Linked DNA regions of Homo sapiens: region 1 is linked to region 2. A link is a contact called in ENCODE Hi-C or POLR2A ChIA-PET data. All regions are on one chromosome and are shown on one strand. The core of a region is the stretch at or near the end of the contact, and the rest is flanking DNA. Distances in the headings are between cores, read along the strand shown. Region 1 holds the start of ZC3H18-DT (ZC3H18 divergent transcript). Region 2 holds the start of TRAPPC2L (trafficking protein particle complex subunit 2L).

Region 1 (5,164 bases), core at 376-2,875, 300 kb after region 2:
TGGGATTATGGGCATCAGCACCATGTCTGGTGATCTGGTCCCTTCTTCTTTTTTTATTTTTATTTTATTCTTTTTTGAGACAAGGTCTGACTCTGTTGCCCAAGCTGGAGTGCAGTGGCATGAACAGGGCTCACTGCAGCCTCAACCCCCTGAGCTCAAGTGATCCTCCCACCTCAGCCTCCCTCGTCCCTGGGAATACAGGCATGCACTCCCGGCTTCTGGTCCCTTCTAAGAGCATGCCTTGTGCTATGGTTTGAATGTTTCTCCTAGACTTTATGTGTTGGGAACTTAATCTCCACAATTATATGCTTTTGGAGGTAATTAGGATTGGATAAGGTCATCAGAGTGGGCCCCCATGATGGGACTAGTGGCCTCATAACAAAAGAAACGGGCCGGGCGCGGTGGCCCACGCCTGTAATCCCAGCACTTTGGGAGGCTGAGGTGGGCGGAGCACGAGGTCAGGAGTTGGAGACCAGCCTGGCCAATATGACAAAACCCCGTCTGTACTAAAAATACAAAAATTAGCCGGGCGTGGTGGCAGGTGCCTATAATCCCAGCTACTTGAGAGGCTGAGACAGGAGGCAGAGGTTGCAGTGACCCAAGATGGTGCCACTGCACTCCAGCCTGGGTGACAAAGCGAGACTCCATCTTGAAAGAAAAGAAGAGAAAGAGAGACTTGGGCTGGCGTGCTCTTGCCCAGCGCCATGCTCTTGGACCTCCAGCCTTCAGAACTGTAAGAAACAAACCTCTCTTCTCTATAAATTACCCACTCTTAAGCTATAGCAACAGGTAACAGACTAAGACACCTTGTAACTTTTCTTATTCTTTTTTTTTGCTCTGCGATTACAGGCATGAGCCATCGCGCCCAGGTTAGCCCTGTCCAGACTGGCTTTGGGGGTTACAGCCCTTGTTCCCAGGGAGTGGAACTTCTGTGCTCCCAAGGGAAAGCCTGTGATGGTCACCAGCCCCCGCCCCCCACAGGGCTTGGTCTCCAGCCCGTCGCAGCTGCCAACACCCCTGCTCAGCTCTCCATCCTCCCGGGAGCCTTTTCTGTTGGGTTTCTTGGAGTTTCTTGGGGGCATATTCAGCTTAGGGGGCGGCCACGGCCTGAAGGGGATTTGCACTCAGGGCTTTGGGCTCTTTCTCCAAGTTCCCTCAGGCCCCAGCAGGTTTGGAGCCTCAAACTCTAATCCCTGTTTCTCAGCTCGGCAAGGCTGTGCTTTCTGTTTTTGGACCTCCACGCCAATGTGGGAAGATGCCCCACAAGGAAAACCAGGCTGAACGTGGGCTCACTTTCTTGTTTATGTTCGCTCAAGGGATATAGCCCCGGGCCCCACCAGCGCTGGTTACTCCCCACAGGCCCCGTTACATGCGTGTATCACACAGCGAAGCGTGTGTGTCCAGCCTGTATCCATGTCTTCAGCGGGAGGCCGAGTGCCATACCAGCGGTTCTGTCTGAAAGCATTTTACGAAGGATAGCCCTTGCTATTTCCTCAAAGAGCCACCAGAGGGCACTCCCACTCCGCCCAGCCGCTGTTCCCGGGGGGAAGGGGGGATGGGGGGGTGAAGGGTGATAGAGGGGTGGGGGGGTGGGGGGGTGGGGGATGGGGGATGGGGGGGTGGGGGTGGTCCCAGGCCCTGGACTGCAGGTGAAACCTGCAGGAAGCCCTGTCTGTTCTGTGTGGGACCCCCACTTCCATCATGGCCCCCACCACAGACACAGTGAGTCCACTCCAGTCCCTGTCCCAGCCTCTGGAGGGATGCTGGCTCTGACCCCATCTGGCCCCCTGCCTTTCCCTCGAGATGTCCATGGGCCCCCAACTCTTTGACGAGGTCTCAGACACCCCAAGGAGGCCGGGGAAAGGATTCCCGGCGCAGCTGAGCTTGAGGCTGGGGGCTTTTCTGTTGTTTCTGCAGCCCCAGGGCCTGGCACCGTAGGACCTCTGCAGGCTGGTGGGGGTGAATGAATGATTGATTGATGAATGAATGAATGAATGAATGTCAGTTCAGCTGCCATTTCACCGCCTGGAATTTGGGACTCGGACTGGCTTCCTGGCTCCTCAGCTTGCAGACGGCCTATTGTGGGACTTCACCTGGTGATCATGTGAGTCAATACTCCCAGTAAACTCCCCTCCATGTATACATCTGTCCTATTAGTGCTGTCCCTCTAGAGAACCCTGACTCATATACTGGGGGTGACGTCAACGCTGCTGTGACTGTCATTTTCTGGTTCTAGAGAAACAGTGGACCCACTGAGACCAAGGGCAAGGGGAGGAAAGGCCCGGGGTAGGGCTGAAGACACAGGTTCCAGGCCCAGCTCTGCTGCTCACCGATGAGGCTTCTCCTCTGTTGAGCAGGTACAATCGTAGGGCCCTACTCTTGAGCTTGCCGTGTGGGTTGACGGTGGCGGTCCACATACGAACACTCAGCGTGGTGCCTGGCATGCAGACAGGGTTCTGTAAATCTCGGTCGTCGTAGACGATTCCATTTATTACCACCGAGCACTTCATGACCCCTTTAGGCAAAAGACTTCCCTCTCTGGACCCCTGCCTCCACTTCTACGTGGTGGCGGGTTCAGGACTGATGGCTCTGTAGCTCCATCCCATGCCATTTCATTCCATTTTCTTCCTTAGCTTCTCCATGTCTTGGCTTCTCTGTTGGGGTGATTTCAGCACCACATGGAGGACAGCAGCCTGGGAGCTGTCCATGGAGCTGAATTCATGGGAGGGCACCTGGTGGAGAAGGCGGGGTCGGGCTGGAGGTGGGGGTGGGAGGGAATCAGCAGGGGATGGCCAGAAATGGAGGGAGCTTGCGTCCATTGGGCACAACTGGGTCTTCCACGCCATGACAGCTCATGGAGTCAGCCTTTCCTGTCGTTCCAGGTAGCCCCAGTTGGGAGCTGAGGTGTGTTGATTGGGGCTCTGGGAACCATAGCCTGCCAGCTGTGGCTTGGCCATCCCCTCTGCCAGCGCTTTCCCGCCCATCAGCCCTTTTCTCTGGAGTCCCTCCTTCAGCCAGGTCCTGAAAAGTCATACCTTTTGGCCAAGCTGCTGAAAATACTACTCAGCCAGAACTCATGTGCTCATGCCAGCCTCATTCATGACACCCTCCAAACCAGAAACAGCCCAGGAGCCGATCAACAGCTTCATGGGAAAATGTATTGCAGTCTATCTCATCGCCGGGCCCTTCCGTGGCCGTGGAGACGGGCGAATCATGGTCTATCCCGTCGCCGGGCCCTTCCGCGGCAGTGGAGACAGGCGAATTGCAGTTATGCGCAGCAAGGAAGCCTCTCTCAATCACATTGAGCAGAAGTGGCCAGGCTCAATTCTGTGGAATTCTGTGTGGATCACAAACAGGCAACATAGAGGATGGTGTTTTGGGGTGCATGTTGAGGGAGAGACGGGGTTCTCTTCATCACAATGGTGGCTGGCCTCCAGGAAGGGAGGGACAGTGGCTGGGAGGCCAGGGGCCTCTGGGATGCTGAAAAATTCTTTTTCTTCTCCTTCTTCTTCTTTTTTTTTTTGAGATGGAGACTCACTGTGTGGCCGAACCTGGAGTGCAGTGGTGGGACCTCGGCTCACGGCAACCTCTGCCTCCCAGTTGAAGTGATTCTCATGCCTCAGCCTCCTGAGTAGCTGGAATTACATGCGCCTGCCACCATGCCAGGTTAATTTTTCGTATTTTTAGTAGAGATCGGGTTTCACCAGGTTGGCCAGGCTGATCTCGAACTTCTGACCTCAGGTGATCTGCCCACTTTGGCCTCCCAAAGTGCTGGGATTACAAGGCATGAGCCACAGCACCCAGCCCAGAATGGTTAATTTTATGTTATGTGAATTTCACTCAATAAAAAAAAGACAGGAAGGGGAAAGAAAGAAAGAAAAGGCAGGGAGCCGGGCATGGTGGCTCATGCCTGTAATCCCAGCACTTTCGGAGGCCGAGGTGGGTGGATCACGAGGTCAGGAGATTGAGACCATCCGGGCTAACATGGTGAAAACCCGTGTCTACTAAAAATACAAAAAATTAGCCAGGCGTGGTGGTGGGCGCCTGTAGTCCCAGCTACTCAGGAGGCTGAGGCAGGAGAATGGCGTGAACCCAGGAGGCGGAGCTTGCAGTGAGCCCAGATAGTGCCACTGCACTCCAGCCTGGGCGACAGAGCGAGACTCCGTCTCCAAAAAAAAAAAAAAAAAAAAAAAAAGGGCAGGGAACACCAGGGGGCCCAGGGGAGTCAAGGTGCCTGTGAGTGTCCCCAGCAGCCCACCTCTCCTCCCCTCCCCCCAGCCTGCAGGCCCCGGAAGCACAGGGCTGTGCCCTGGAGAAGTCTGGAGTGACTTTTAAAACACAGATATGGGGACCCATCCGATTCTGAGTTTCTGGCCAACAGCGCTCCGTGTGGTTCAGAAGTTGTATTGTTTCAGGACGGAAGCAAAGTCCAGCTAACAGCTGTCAAGGGCTGGCCTCTTGCTGGGGCCTTGGGCCCGACTTTCTCCTTTGCTCCTCCCAAAGGCGCTGGGAAGCAGGGTGCTGATGGTAAAAAATGAAGCTCAGAGAGTTTCAGTGCCGAACTCAACATTGCACGACCAGGCACAGGAGGGCACGGGACTCACAGCTCCGGAGCTTGAGGGGACGCGGGACTCACAGCACCGGAGCACGGGAGGGCATGGGACTCACACTCCCAGAGAACGGGAAGACAGGGGACTCACACCCCCAGAGAATGGGAGGACACGGGACTCACACCACCATAGCACAGGAGGGCATGGGACTTACAGCGCTGGTCCATGGGAGACGCGGGACTCACACCCCCAGAGAATGGGAGGATGCAGGACTCACACCCCCAGAGTACAGGGGGACATGGGACTCACACCCCTGGAGCATGGGGGGATGCGGGACTCACACCCCCAGGGAACGGGAGGATGCGGGACTCACACCACCAGGGAACGGGAGGATGCCTGACTCACACCCCCAGGGAACGGGAGGACGCAGGACTCACACCCCCAGAGCACGGGGGGAACGCGGGACTCACCCCCCCGGAGCACCGGGGGACGCGGGACTCACCCCCCCGGAGCACGGGGGGACGCGGGACTCACCCCCCCGGAGCACGGGGGGACGCGGGACTCACCCCCCCGGAGCACGGGGGGACGGGCGACTCACCCCCCGACGGGGGGAT
Region 2 (6,030 bases), core at 3,445-5,944:
CTGCTGCAAGGGCTTCTGGGGTCCTCAAGGTCCTTGAGAAACTCTCCAGTCCTGGACCAGTGCTGGAACCAACTCCGGGGGGGTCCCCTCAGCGGGCTGAGCCTTGACCGCTGGACCCCAAGGACGCCGGCGGCACTGACGCCACTATGGGCTCGGCCGCTGCCCTGGGTGGTAGTCAGCCACGTCATCAAGTGACACAGCACCCAACCCCCTCAGCACCAACAGGCAGGAGGGGGTGCCTCAAGTCTGCGCTCCAAGGTTTAGGACCAGGGCTGCAGCTGAGCCAACGCCGCGGGGCCACGAGGCTTCCCAGGTTTCACAAGGGCTCCTTTTAAGGCCGGGCGGAATCCAGACATTGAGCCAGATGCAAAGAATGGAGGCCAAGTCCAGAAAGAGGAGGGCCCTCCCCTGTGGGAAGCCACGCCGGCTCCCCTTGTGCCCCTAGATCCTAGGCTGGTTCTGGGCTCAGGAGGCCACCCCCTCCAGACCAGCCCACCTGTTCAGCCAGTGGGTGACCCACATGGTCACAGGTCCTGCAGGCTCAGGAACTCTTGGCTCCAGGCACCCCTGCCTCTGCCCCTTTGGGACAACTGAGGACAGGCTACCTGCGCCATCTGATCCCAAACCTCTGCCCACACCCCAGAAAAGTCCTTAGTTGAATTCTTCTTAATTAAATCCTTGGCTGACACGGAAGGAAAAAGCCAAATCTCCTCTCACAAGACCTTTAGTTGAGAGAACATGCACAGCTGCCTGCCCTGAAAGCCCCAGGCGTCCCATTCAGGAAGAGGCAACCAGAACAGACCGACGGCCCCACCACAGTCGTGCGCGGGCTCCTCTGCGATGGCTGGCAGCACAGCTCACTCAGCACACCTGTATCATCATCGACGTCACCATGTTATCAAAGGCCCTGCTAAGAGAAACAGACCCACTCAGAGGAGAGCCAGGCCCTCCACCCCTCTGCTCAGAGACGGGCCGGGCAGCATGGCTCCATCCACAGGATGCTCGGGACCTTCTCCAGGGTCCAGAAATGTGAACTCCGCTGAGAGGCCAGGACAGGAGTCCCACCCCACCGGGCACTGAGAACCCATCTGCTGCCTCCAAGTTCCCTGTGCAGCCTCCCAAGGCCCCAGGAAGGGGTGGAGGAGGGAGCAGCATGGGCAGGCAGAGCGGTGGTGTGGCAAGGATGGCCCTGTGCAGCCCAGGAGGCAAGACTGTGGACATTCGCCTGCCTGCTCCCATCTGGGACCAGGATGGCCCCAAGACAGTGTCCTGGTGGAGGGAGGGGCCTGCCTTGGATCACTGCAGCGTCCTCTTCCCTGCCAACCACAGGGAATTATGTCTTGGAACTGGGGACTCACTGAAAGCAAGTCTGGAATGTGGGCATGGACCCCACATTTCCCTCATGATGTTCAAAAGTTAAATCTGTTTACTTTGTGGACTATTCGGAAGACACCTGCAAACCAGGTTCCTGACTGTTCCAAATTCAACATAAAAGATCAGGTAGCTACAAAAGGACGTGTGATCCCTGAAAGCCACTGCCCATGTGCTTGGCCCTGAGTCCTGCAGGTGCCCCAGGTACCCACTGGGCACACCTGGGAAGCCAAATGGGCAAGCTCTACTCCCCACACCACACACACTCTATCCACTTTATGCGCTGGAGATCTGTGTAAGAGTTGGTGTGGAGAAACGGGGCTTTGTGGCTTTAAAACCTCTGCCCTAGGGGGATGGTGCTCATAGCTTAAAAAGATCTTTCCTCCCTTATTTTCCAAATGGTTGCATTTTGGCAACCAAAATGGCAAGGCATGTCCTACAGAAAGAAGGTGGCAAGACACAGAAAGTAGGGCCCACCTGGACTGGATGCGGTCCCCCGGGTTGTAGAAGGGGTTGCACATCACGTCTGTGTAGGAGTTGTGTAGCTTCCGGAACATCTGAAAAAGACCCAGCAAACCATGACCTTGCCACATACACACAGCCACTGCCAGATTTTTAGTTTCTCAGCATTTCAAAACAAAGTCAAAAAGGAAAAACAAAACACCCACTCGGGCGTGGCCCTCTAACTCCCTGACTTACGCTGCGAATTTCGTTGTCTCGAAGGGCTGTGTTGGAGGAATCTACCACCATGACAAACTTCACCTTGGAGTTGGTGACGTAGCCGTATCTGCACAGCTGGTTAGGGAAGGCACTCGTAACACAGGGACTGCCGGTGGAGGGCCCTCTGTGGGCCCTCACTTTGGAGAAATGTGGCAACCTTGAATCACAGGAAATGCCCATGCTGGGCTGGTCCTGCAGTGGCCGTGCTGGGTACAAGCCTAAATACTTTGCTAGGGCGACGTCTGGTGTTTGCAGGAGAAGCGAAGAGCAGGCAGCCAAGCCTTACCCAGTTCACACTCCAGGAGCCGAACCACCTAGACTCCGAGTCTGTCTGTCTGGAACACCTCACCCTCTTCATGAATCAATGCCTGGCCCGGAAAGTTAACTGCAAAACCAGAGGCTTCGTGAACAAGGCGGATCCCCTCTCTAGAGGCCACATTATTTTGTAAAATAGTGGCTACTAGCAAATGTCACCATGGACAGGCTACATGATGACTTTTGGGAAGGTCTTTGAATTCCATGGCCTCAAGTGATTTGTCCCAAGGGACTAGACGAGTGTCTAGTGACATAAGAGGCAAGGCCTAATGAAATAAATGAAACTATTATCCCCTGCTCAAAGGTGGTGGCTCCCCCTGAAAAGCACAGAAAGAAATCCTTGCAGGTACAAAGCAGAAGTGTCCCACTTCCTCTGCAAACCAGACAACGGACACGTGCAAACCAAAACATTCTACGGGGAATTCTAGCCTTGCTTTTCCCAAATGGCTCTTCCAATGAAAGAGAAGAGTTACAGGCCTTCATTCACCTCAAGCTACCCTAATTCCCTGGCTGGCTAAAAACTCTCACCTCTTTTTCTTCTAAAAGGTTTCAAGTTATCTGATCCTAAAGTACATCTTGCAACTGTAGGTCCTCCCTGACACACACCCTGCCCTGAAAGATACACCTTGTAGTCCTCCGTGGGGTAGAGCAGGCCCAGGTACAGCTCCCTCTGGTCGACCAGGGCCTTCCCCATTGCGGAGATCTTCTCATCCACCACGTCCAGAGATGTGTGCACCATGTAGTGGAACTTCAGCTCGTTCTCCGTAGGGGTGCTGCGAATGTAGAGGGGGTAATTCTGCAAGAAAGGATGACGGCGACTGAAAGGACAAGACTCCACCCAGCGCACACCAGCTCTGAACTATGCTGCAGAGCCGTGACCTGCAGCCACCCGGGGAACGCATTCCCATGCTCTAAGGCCCACCGCTTCATTCTCTATGCCGCAGTGGGCACTGCCTTCAGGGGATCCCAGCTAACCTAAGGAGATTTATGTGTTGTTTGCAAAGCAGCAGCAGTAGGGTGGGCGGAAAAGAAAAAATGAATCAGAAAAATGGGCCTGAGCACAGCCTGCCGATCAAGCCTGGCACCTGGGCACGCCTCTCACCTTCTCCTGGAGGCCACTCTGCCTCAGCCCACCTCTAACTCTGCATGGCTCACCCAAATACAGCACCCTCAATACTGGCTTTTCTTCACCTTGACAGTGACCCTTTTACTAAACCCTTCAAGACTCAGCTCAAATTCCCTTCATCTCTGCATTTCTGACCATTGGAAGCCCAGAATTAACAGCTTCTTTCTCGGTCTTTCACACACCACCATTTACCCTGTGTGTGTTCAGCACTGGGTCCTGCACAAATACAGTGAACAAGAGTCCTCGCTACCCTCGTGGGGAGTGATACCTAGTCAATAAACCCACAAACAAGCAAATGATCATCTTGGCCAAGAGGGAAGCCCATGAGCAGCTTAGCAGCAGCCACCGCCCAGCAGGGAGCGGTCTCGAGTCTGGTCTCGGGAGACCCTGGCTAGGAAATGAAGGCTCCGTGCAGCAGGAGCGTGTGGGCAGCCACCCAGCTCAGTCTTAGCCTTCAGAAAATGCTTTCCAGTTGAAATGTATGTGGGCCAGTAAAGAGGATGGGAGCTGGGGAGAGGTGTTCCGCGTGCAAAGGCCCACAGGTGAGAGGGCAGAGCATGTCCAGGGAGCTGCAGAATTGTTTGGTTGGAGCGGAGAGTGCCAAGGGTTATGGGGGGAAAGGATCCCAGAGCAGGTTATTCAGACAGCATCCTAAGGCAACGAGAAGCCACTGCAGAGGTCTCAGGCAGAGGCGTGACAGGATCCGATTTGTTTTTAACTCGGCTCCGGGGAGACTGGCAGGAGGGCCGGGGCCGCCGTCCGCGGGGAACCAGCGCTGGACGGGAGAACGGGCAGAACCTGCTGAGGACGGAGGACGGAGGTAGTGCCCGGGACCACCTAGGTTTCTGGTGGGTCCTGGCGGGGAGGAGACCTGCTGCGCCGAGGGGTGCGTTCAGCAGCGGGACGGGCGAGCGCGGAACTGGGGTCTCAGTCAGGGTCTGCCTGGCGGCTCGTCCACCGCGAAGCCCCTGACCGCTGGAGCTCGGCGAAGGCCTCCTCCAGGTCCCATTTCCTAAGGTGCCTTCTAAGCCCAGGGAAGAAGTAGAAAGAAAGCGGAGAGCCGAGGATGGTGCGAGCCCGGACGCCCCACGCCGCGCGTACGCACCTCCTTGGCAATCACCGCGATGCACACCGCCATCTTGGGAGGCTCGGCGCCAGGCACCGCGTCACGTGACCCGCCGCTGGTCACGCGGCCTCCAAAGCCCCGCCCCATCCGCACACAGCTGGCTCAGGCCCCGCCCCACTGGTCACGAGGCAGTCCAGGCCCCGCCTCCCGTCCCTCCGCGGACTCTGGCCCCGCCCCGCGAGTCACGTGGCCGTCCAGGCCCCGCCCCGCAGCCCAGCCGGAAGGGCCGGCGGACGCTCGCTAGGTCGGCTCGCTGGCCGGGGCTCCGCGGCTCCCGTGGTTGCCATGGCGGCGGTTGTCGCGGCGACGAGGTGGTGGCAGCTGTTGCTGGTGCTCAGCGCCGCGGGGATGGGGGCCTCGGGCGCCCCGCAGCCCCCCAACATCCTGCTCCTGCTCATGGACGACGTGAGTGCGGGCGGTGGGACGGGGCAGGGCCGGGGTGGGGCGGGGAGGGGAGGGGCGGATGGAGGGAGGAGCGAGGTGGGGGAAGGGCGGGCGGGGTGGGGGGAGAGGTGAGGGGAGGCCCCTTGGGGAAGGGGGGAGGCCCCGCGCGGGGAGGAGGAGGGGGAGGGGACGGGGGGTATCCCCGTGCGGGGAGGGGGAGGCCCCTCGGGGAGTGGCCGCGGGGTCCAGGCGTGGGGTCTCGGCGGTCACCGATCACCACACGCGCTGCCACTGTGCTGCATGACCGGGACAGCGTCCTCCCTGGCAGGTGGGTGGCCGGCGTGCTACCGGGCCCTGCCTCCCCCGTCTGACCTTTCCCGCCCTCTACTCTTGGGAAAGGTGGGCGCGCAGCGTGGCCTCCCCAAAGGGAGGAAGAGGCTGCTCCTGCCGCCCTGCCTGAGAGCTGCGTCGCCCTAGGAATCACTCCCGCCACCTCGGGCCGCCGGGTCCCCCCGCTGGGCTCCAGTCTTACCTGACGGCTGTCTCTGTCCTCTGGAGAATGCTGAGCGAAGGTCAGGTGTCCCTAAGGTCTGAAGAACTGAAAGGCTGGAATGTCTCCTGGTGGGCAAGTGCGGGGTCAGGGGTCACAGCCAGCCTGGAGGCCTCCTTCCCTAACTCCTTGTGGGAGCCACCTGGAGACTCAGGAATGAGCCTGCCTGGGGCATGGGTCACCGTGCAGGACCCCAGACACACCTGGGTTGAAACCCTACTGTCTCCAAGCTTGGGGGTCACTTCCATTCTTGAACCTCAGCTGCCACACCTGGGGGGTTACACCTGTCCCGCCGTGCTCACGTTGTGTGTGAGGACTGGGACGACACCGAGTACCAGACAGTTTTGGGCCGTCGGTGTCGCTCAGCCCCTGTGTGCTGGCTCCGACCAGCAGAGACCCTGACAGGTGCCTTCAGACCCACCTGTGCTGACCAGTGGG

Evidence for each region. Hi-C counts contacts between places; a loop is a spot of excess contacts on that map. ChIA-PET counts read pairs that join two places held with the same protein, here RNA polymerase II (POLR2A). Pooled maps may share reads with other maps.
Region 1: a loop to region 2 is called in a map of natural killer cell, with 24 times the contacts of the local background. The contact joins the promoter of ZC3H18-DT here to the promoter of TRAPPC2L in region 2. A Hi-C loop is called at or near these places in 1 of 168 maps with a recorded cell type or tissue (natural killer cell) and 3 of 50 pooled maps. POLR2A ChIA-PET finds 5 or more read pairs at or near these places in 1 of 52 experiments (activated CD4-positive, alpha-beta T cell).

The regions. Positions count from the first base shown.
Region 1 is chr16:88,558,444-88,563,607 of GRCh38, reverse strand. It overlaps ZC3H18-DT (ZC3H18 divergent transcript), which reads left to right and starts at 1,625. Exons shown (of 3, transcript NR_146877.1): 1 at 1,625-2,104; 2 at 2,237-2,357; 3 at 2,883-3,505.
Region 2 is chr16:88,855,791-88,861,820 of GRCh38, reverse strand. It overlaps TRAPPC2L (trafficking protein particle complex subunit 2L), which reads right to left and starts at 4,694. Exons shown (of 5, transcript NM_001318525.2): 1 at 4,638-4,694; 2 at 3,030-3,202; 3 at 2,071-2,158; 4 at 1,849-1,928; 5 at 1-907. The coding sequence starts at 4,670. The coding sequence ends at 862. GALNS (galactosamine (N-acetyl)-6-sulfatase) reads left to right here and starts at 4,874. Exons shown (of 14, transcript NM_000512.5): 1 at 4,874-5,063. The coding sequence starts at 4,944. It overlaps LOC107983950 (a long non-coding RNA gene), which reads left to right and starts at 5,241. Exons shown (of 2, transcript XR_933884.3): 1 at 5,241-5,370; 2 at 5,520-6,030. RefSeq lists a silencer at 4,742-5,141.